Regions from separate parts of the Homo sapiens genome. Here region 2 is linked to region 1. A link is a loop called in an ENCODE intact Hi-C map of the cell type or tissue named here. Cell type or tissue: PC-9. All regions are shown on one strand. Region 1 overlaps ST6GALNAC5 (ST6 N-acetylgalactosaminide alpha-2,6-sialyltransferase 5). Region 2 holds the start of MIR7156 (microRNA 7156).

Evidence for each region. Hi-C counts contacts between places; a loop is a spot of excess contacts. Peaks named below come from ENCODE experiments on the same cell type or tissue, not always from the same donor. Only the 100,000 strongest peaks of a DNase experiment are listed, where the experiment ranks them.
Region 2: it touches region 1 in a loop (2.8-fold over the local background); 1 of 110 quality-filtered maps calls a loop at or near these places.

The regions. Positions count from the first base shown.
Region 1 is chr1:76,996,899-77,000,898 of GRCh38, reverse strand. The region is part of intron 2 of ST6GALNAC5 (ST6 N-acetylgalactosaminide alpha-2,6-sialyltransferase 5); the gene reads right to left. Among named protein-coding and RNA genes, the nearest start is that of MIR7156, 61 kb to the left of the region's middle. RefSeq lists an enhancer at 1,532-2,731. In PC-9, no CTCF peak of the experiment used is centred here; a DNase peak (open chromatin) is centred at 2,078; H3K4me3 peaks cover 457 bases; H3K27ac peaks cover 2,942 bases.
Region 2 is chr1:77,058,207-77,062,206 of GRCh38, reverse strand. The region is part of intron 4 of ST6GALNAC5 (ST6 N-acetylgalactosaminide alpha-2,6-sialyltransferase 5); the gene reads right to left. It overlaps MIR7156 (microRNA 7156), which reads right to left and starts at 2,064; the gene lies at 2,005-2,064. In PC-9, no CTCF peak of the experiment used is centred here; a DNase peak (open chromatin) is centred at 2,006.

The DNA.
Region 1 (4,000 bases):
AAGGCTACAGTAACCAAAACAGCATGGTACTGGTACCAAAACAGAGATATAGATCAATGGAACAAAACGGAGCCCTCAGAAATAACGCCGCATATCTACAACTATCTGATCTTTGACAAACCTGAGAAAAACAAGCAATGGGGAAAGGATTCCCTATTTAATAAATGGTGCTGGGAAAACTGGCTAGCCATATGTACAAAGCTGAAACTGGATCCCTTCCTTACACCTTATACAAAAATCAATTCAAGATGGATTAAGGACTTAAACGTTAGACCTAAAACCATAAAAACCCTAGAAGAAAACCTAGGCATTACCATTCAGGACATAGGCATGGGCAAGGACTTCATGTCCAAAACACCAAAAGCAATGGCAACAAAAGACAAAATTGACAAATGGGATCTAATTAAACTAAAGAGCTTCTGCACAGCAAAAGAAACTACCATCAGAGTGAACAGGCAACCTACAAAATGGGAGAAAATTTTCGCAACCTACTCATCTGACAAAGGGCTAATATCCAGAATCTACAATGAACTCAAACAAATTTACAAGAAAAAAATAAACAACCCCATCGAAAAGTGGGCAAAGGACATGAACAGACACTTCTCAAAAGAAGACATTTATGCAGCCAAAAAACACATGAAAAAATGCTCATCATCACTGGCCATCAGAGAAATGCAAATCAAAACCACAGTGAGATACCATCTCACACCAGTTAGAATGGCAATCATTAAAAAGTCAGGAAACAACAGGTGCTGGAGAGGATGTGGAGAAATAGGAACACTTTTACACTGTTGGTGGGACTGTAAACTAGTTCAACCATTGTGGAAGTCAGTGTGGCGATTCCTCAGGGATCTAGAACTAGAAATACCATTTGACCCAGCCATCCCATTACTGGGTATATACCCAAAGGACTATAAATCATGCTGCTATAAAGACACATGCACACGTATGTTTATTGCGGCATTATTCACAATAGCAAAGACTTGGAACCAACCCAAATGTCCAACAATGATAGACTGGATTAAGTAAATGTGGCACATATATAGCATGGAATACTATGCAGCCATAAAAAGTGATGAGTTCATGTCCTTTGTAGGGACATGGATGAAATTGGAAATCATCATTCTCAGTAAACTATCGCAAGAACAAAAAACCAAACACTGCATATTCTCACTCATAGGTGGGAATTGAACAATGAGATCACATGGACACAGGAAGGGGAATATCACACTCTGGGGACTGTGGTGGGGTGGGGGCAGGGGGGAGGGATAGCATTGGGAGATATACCTAATGCTAGATGATGAGTTAGTGGGTGCAGCGCACCAGCATGGCACATGTATACATATGTAACTAACCTGCACAATGTGCACATGTACCCTAAAACTTAAAGTATAATAATTGAAAAAAAAAAAACAAACCCAAACCTGCACATTTCTGGACCAGAACCTAGATCAACCAAGTCACCATTTCCACAGCAGGAGCAAGTTTGTACCAAACCATCCCATCTCCCAAATTGTTTTAGCACATAATTAAAAGGCAGGTACATATTAGATCAGAATTAAAGTAAGTCTCTTGCCTCTTGATGAACCAGGGAAATATCTGGAAAAGTTACAAGATATTGGCCATTTAAAGGATTAAATTCAGTACCTAAATCCCTTTTTTAATTACAGAAAAGGGCCAGATTTCAGATAAAACACAACACGCTACAAGGGAAATCCCTTACTGTCCCCTATTCCAAAGCTGGGAAAGCTGCCTGTCTTCCATTTGTTTAGGTATCTAGGGAAAATATCACATTGAATCCAAAAGGTAATTTTAACCTTTTTATTTTCCTACAGTATTGGAACAAGAATAAATTGAATCTCTCTGTCTGAAAAGAGCCAGCTGTGTAAGTTTACTCCCTTTCATAGTCACCAGATCTTAGTAATAATGAAAAAATGTTGCATGGAAATGATTCTAAAATAATTTCTATTCCAGGTATGAAAACACTGCCTGTCTTCTATAACAGGCTGGCTGTTATTTACGGAAGATGGAACTTTCAAGTAGTATCCTCAGGTAGGTAATTCAAACGGCAGAAACTATTCCACATTCTGCGGTCTATAATTACAAAAGAGAGTTTCATCTTCAAACATTTCACACATATTAGTCATGGAACTTTTAATGCCTCTGGATTTTTGATGGATTACTCAATGATGGTTCAGGTTTTGCAGAAGTCTCTGGGGAATTTTAAAACTCTGAACTTAAAAAAATGTAAGTTCTAATAATGAGAAAATACCAATATGTGAGTGGCATGTAAAGGAAACTAGGCTTTCTTTTCCTGCAAATAATGCTTTACATTCTGCTTCTCAGTGACCATAATTAATCTCTTTTCCAGTCAACACAGATTTTCATTGGTTATGAAATAAGAATACATTTTGTTTGAATATACAATATAATTGTCATAAACATTTTTTCCCTTTAAAATGTCATTTATGGAGTCTTTCTTTTTTTTAATTTCACTTTTTTAGAGACAAAGTCTCACCCTGTCACCCAGGCTACAGTGCAGTGGCACAATCATAGCTCACTGTAACCTCAAACTTCTGGGCTCAAGCGATCCTCCTGCCTTAGCCTCCTGAATAGCTAGACCTCAGGAGCATGCCATCATGTCTGGCTAATTTTTTATTTTCATTTTTTGGGTATGTTTTCAGCAGTGATCCACTACTCCTGGTACCAATTTACTGTATTAGTCTGTTTTCATGCTGCTATGAAGAAATACCCAAGACTGGGTAATTTATAAAGAAAAGAGGTTTAATTGACTCGTAGTTCCGCATAGCTGTGAAGGCCTCAGGAAACTGACAATCATGGCAGAAAGCACCTCTTCGCAGGGCAGCAGGAGGGAGGATGAGTGCTGAGAAAAGGGGGAAGCCCCTTATAAAACCATCAGATCTCATGAGAAGTCACTATCATGAGAACAGCATAGAGGAAACTGCCACCATGATTCAATTATCTCCACCTGGTCTCGCTCTTAACACATGGGAATTATTACAATTTGAGGTGAGATTTGGGTGGGAACACAGAGCCAAACCATATCAGATGGGGTCTCGCTATGTTGCTCAGGTTGGTCTTGAACTCCTGGCCTCAAGTGATCCTCTGGCCTTGGCCTCTCAAAGCATTGAGATTACAGGTGTGAGCCACCATGCTCAGTATACAGTGTTTTTATGCTAGCTTCAATCTAGAACTATTAAAGTTTCAAATATAACCTGAACTATAGACATTAAGTTTTATTTCTTTAGTATAACATGGAAAGAAAACATTGGATCTTGACATGATACCCACAATAGCATTCAAAGAGTAGTAATTTGGTTGCCTGGATCTTACTTATGAGGGCTCGTCTATTAAAAGTTCTAGAAAAGTTTCAATCCATATGGCAGGATCTTCCATAATACAGCACTGCTTTGTTGGAAACTTTCTACAGAAGTTTTTCAGGTCATTTTGATTCAAAACTAGGCTCATTCATTGTTGCCATACTCCATGTTTCAAGCAAAACATTCCTTCTCAATCCCTCACAACCTTATTGAGTTCCTTCATCCTTCTGAACCATTGTTCCTAACAGTCTTCTCTTTAAATATTCATTCTACCCTGTCTTGTAACTACGAAACTGTACAAACTCTGTGTACCGCCTACATGTGAAAACTAATCCTCTATCACTCAGTTTTACTTCCCAAGTTTCTACTCAACAGGTTTATTTTTCTCTTTTTGTTTCAAAATCATCTACTATGAAAAAAGCACACAAAGAATGCATTTGTTTTGTAATCTGCACTTGGTGAGACCTCACCTTTCCTCGCTTTGCTTTACCCAGCATATTGAAACAGTAAGTGTGACAGCCAATCAACCATTTACTTTTCTCCAGGGGTTCATGTGATGTTCCTGAAACTGACCCTTCTGAGAACTCTTCTTGTTAAAATATAACACATCCTGGTACAAATCCTGGAAGATTACTCTCATGCATTAAAGTGCCATTTTC
Region 2 (4,000 bases), 61 kb before region 1:
TTGTCTTATTCCTGGAACAGTCCCTGGTAGGTGCTTAATAAATAATTTTAAAAATTATGTTGTTGAAAGAAATTTATATGGAATTAGCAGCTAAATAGCAAACTTCTAAATTTATATGGAATTAGCAGCTAAACGCAAATTTCTTCTCTGAGTTTGGAAAGTTGATGATCTTAGTTTGATCCTATGGGAGAAAAAGGAAGACAGCAAACAAGAGGCCACGATTTTTCTTTTGATGCTTCAGAGGGCCTATGTACTCAAAGTCTACAGTCTTTTAGTCCAGAAACTCTACATCCTCAGTCCTTGTTTGGTGGCCTGAGAGTCTCCGAGTGTTTTTCTGCCTCTATATCTCTGTCTCAGCCTCAAACAGGAAGTACTGGCTCATTTCTTCAAGATGGTGTGCATAGGATTAACATGTGGGGGTGGTAGGTGCCCTTGTTTGAGGGTTAATAAATATTTACGCACTAAAGAGTCTTGGTCTCAGACTGGTTTCTAAAACAGGCCAGTCTAGCCCACCTCTTCTGTCTTTTGAAGAATGAATGGTAAGATTAGTCAAGGTTTCTTGGCAGACAAACTTTCCTAATTTGAGCTATGCTCAGCAACTGGCCTTGTTGCAGAGACTAAGAAGAGAAAAGGCCCAGGCTTCCCAGCATCTTGCAAATCATCTTTCAGAGCCTGATGCCCTAGGGTTCCCACTTTGGTCACCTGGGCTCTCCTCTAAGTATAATAACTTGGTTTCCCAAAGATGCTCATCCTGCCAGACACCTATTCGTTTTCTTCAGAGGAGATCAATACACAAATAGCTTTTAGAGTAGCAACTCTACTGGGGTCAGGGATCGAAGTCTTTTATCAAGAGGGGTGTCATGTTTTTGGCTCTGACAACAATAAACCTTTGAGCTGTTTCTCCTCTTAGGTTAAAGTTCTTCCAGGAAGAGAGATTTATTTTTGTCATGCAGCATCTAAACATTCCTTATCCTGGTTTGGATGCTATGCTGAATTAACACTTTGCATCTCTAATATGCCCGTCTTGGAATTATCTCTATGTTCTGTAGTGAAACACTGGATCCTTTCCTGACTAGTTATTGCAGATTTTATTAATTTACTTACCCTAGAAATTGGAATCCCATTAAAATTTTAATAGAAGGTGTTTTTAACACAAAAAATGCCTTCTAACAAAAATTCAGGTTGAAGCTGACCACTATGAAGAAAAAAATAAGAATTTGTGAGACATATCTTCCCATATTCATATGGCATAATTTGGGGGAACCATGCCAATTTCATGTTGCCATGGTATGCTTGGGGTTAAGCTTTTATTCCATCACAAATCACTTTAAATTTGATTCATCTAAGTTTTGGACATTTTATTGGCATCAATCTGACTAAAGAAACAGTTAGGTTTCTAAAAATATCATAAGATTGATTCGGCACCTAGGAGTAGGGGGCAATTGGAAACCAGCTAAAGATGCTACAGGATCAATTTCCTTATTCAGGAAGACCATCTCTTTGGAAAAAAAACTTATCTGACTCCATATTGATCCCCTAAAAAGAGAATTAAATTTACATATTTGGTTACTGTGATTTCAGAGGTGTCAAGATAAGTTATTCATGTAAGCGAGTTGTTTCCACATGTTAAAACTCTGTCCAAGCAGCAGAAAAGTGCTTTCTGGGACTCAGAAGGCAGCGCTGGAAACTGCAGGAACATCTACCCCAGCTGTGAGCCTGCCATCAGCTGGAATTCACTAAATTCACTATGCCATTTAGAAAGACACTCCTAGCTGAAGGTCATACTTCCTTGGGTCTTTTCTCAAACCTGACTTTCTAAAGACTGCCCTAGTTTTTTTCTTCCTTCACCTGACCTCAGTGAAAACTACAATAAACCTCAGCGGAATTTCCACATGAGGAAGCAGTTGTAAAAGGAATTCTGGTACTCAAGTTCCCATTGTGGGCCCCGTGAGCTGAAGGAAAGGATATGCGGGCTGGGGAGGCAGGAATGGAGATAACCACAGAACCAGTTCCCCAAGTGGCTGCAGCCTGCCATGCACACTCTGACAGCCAGTTTGAGAACAAGCCCTGCAGAATGATTTGAGGAAGAATTTTTTTTTCTTTTTAGAGGAAGCAGGTGGGGAGAGTGAGGGAACTAACATTTAGTGCGGTTGGGGAGCTTTAAGGAAATACCTATGCTCCAACCCCATAGACTCTGCTTCGGATGACTTGGAGAGGAACTCAGGCACAGGTATTTTAGAAAGTGTCTTAGGTTTGAACCAAAATAAACAATGTCAGTATTGGATTATAAAACCAATAAAATAAAATAAATATCCATGAGTCCATGATAATTTCAATAAATAACTGAATAAATAAACAAATAAATGGAGGAGAAGAAACAGCATTTCAAGACAGAAAAATTCCAATAAACAATGTAGAAAAAATGAGGGACTAGGAAACCATCCTCAGAACGTTGCAGTAATTGTCGCAGGCAAGATGCACCAAATGAACAGAACATTAATGGGGAAAAAGATGAGGAGAAATAGGCTACCTGCATAACCTGAAAGTATCTCTCCCAAGTTATTTATTAATGACAAAGGGAAAAATACTATCTTTACAATAGGTAAACCCAGCAGACATTACCTTAACCAAGTGATGAAGGTTAACATTGCCAGTAATAAGACGTATGGACATCACATACTTCCTGTTATGAGATTCTGGGAAGGGCCTATGGCTTCTGTGGTATCCTTCTCAGTAATGCATAACCTCAATCTAAGCACAGGAAAACATTAGATAAACCCCAAGTGAAGGACATTCTATGAAATACGTGACTAGTCCTCATCAAAAGTGTCATGAAATGCAGGGAAAGCCTGAGGAACGGCCATGGATTTAGAGACTGAGGACACCTGATAAATAAATGCAAAGGGAACCTGGATTCGTTCTTGGAGGACATAAAGGACATTAGTAGAGAAACTGGTAAAATCTCAATAATGCCTGTAGTTTAGCTGAGCATTATACTCATGTTAATTTCTTACTTTTGATAATTGGACCATAGGAATGCAAATCCGCATTAGGGGAAGCTGGATAAAAGTTATATGAACTCTCAGTATTATTTTTGCAACCTTTCTGTAACTCTAAAATTATTTGAAACAAAAATAAACATATTTTTAAATAATACATATCATAACAACAAAGCTTTTTAGAAGATTCAAATGGTGGAAAGCTCCTTGAGATTCTAATATGCAGCTAAGTTTGAGACAACTGATTTTGTAAGTACCTGCTCAGCTTCTGCGCTTAACTGATGTGATCTCCTTTACATCCTCATCAGCCCTCTGAGGCAAGTATTGCAGCTCCCATTTGATAGGGAGCATCTGATACCCAGGGAGACAGTCCACTGCCTGGCTTTCAGCACACAACCTGACTTATTGTCCATCCAAGCTGCTGGACTTGACTATTTCAGCTCAGAACACAGTGCTCAGCACTCCACATACACTCACTTATTTAGTCCTCACAACACCCCTATAAGACAGTGTCAGTCCATTTTGTGTTGCTAGAAAAGAATACCCAAGTCTGGGTAATTTATAAAGAAAAAAGCCTTATTTGGCCCATGATTCTGATGTCTCAAAAAATTCAAGGTTGGGCATCTGGGGAGAGCCCCAGGCTGCTTCCACTCCTAGCAGAAAGTGAAGGGGAGCTGGCATGTGCATAAATCACAAGGCGAGAGAGGAAGAAGAGAAAGGGGGAGGTGCCAGGCTCTTTTTAACAACTAGCTCTGTTGGGGGCAAATAGAGTGAGAACTCACTCATGCCCCGCCCCAGGGAGGGCACTAATCTATTCATGAGGGATCTGCCCCCATGACCCAAACACCTGCCACTAGGCCCCACGTCCAACACTGAGGATCAAATTTCAACATGAGATTTGGTGGGAACAAACAAAACATATCCAAACTATAGCAGAGAGCTACTATTAGCACCCCTACTCTGCAGACGAGGAAACTCATGCACAGAAAAACTGAAGTTTC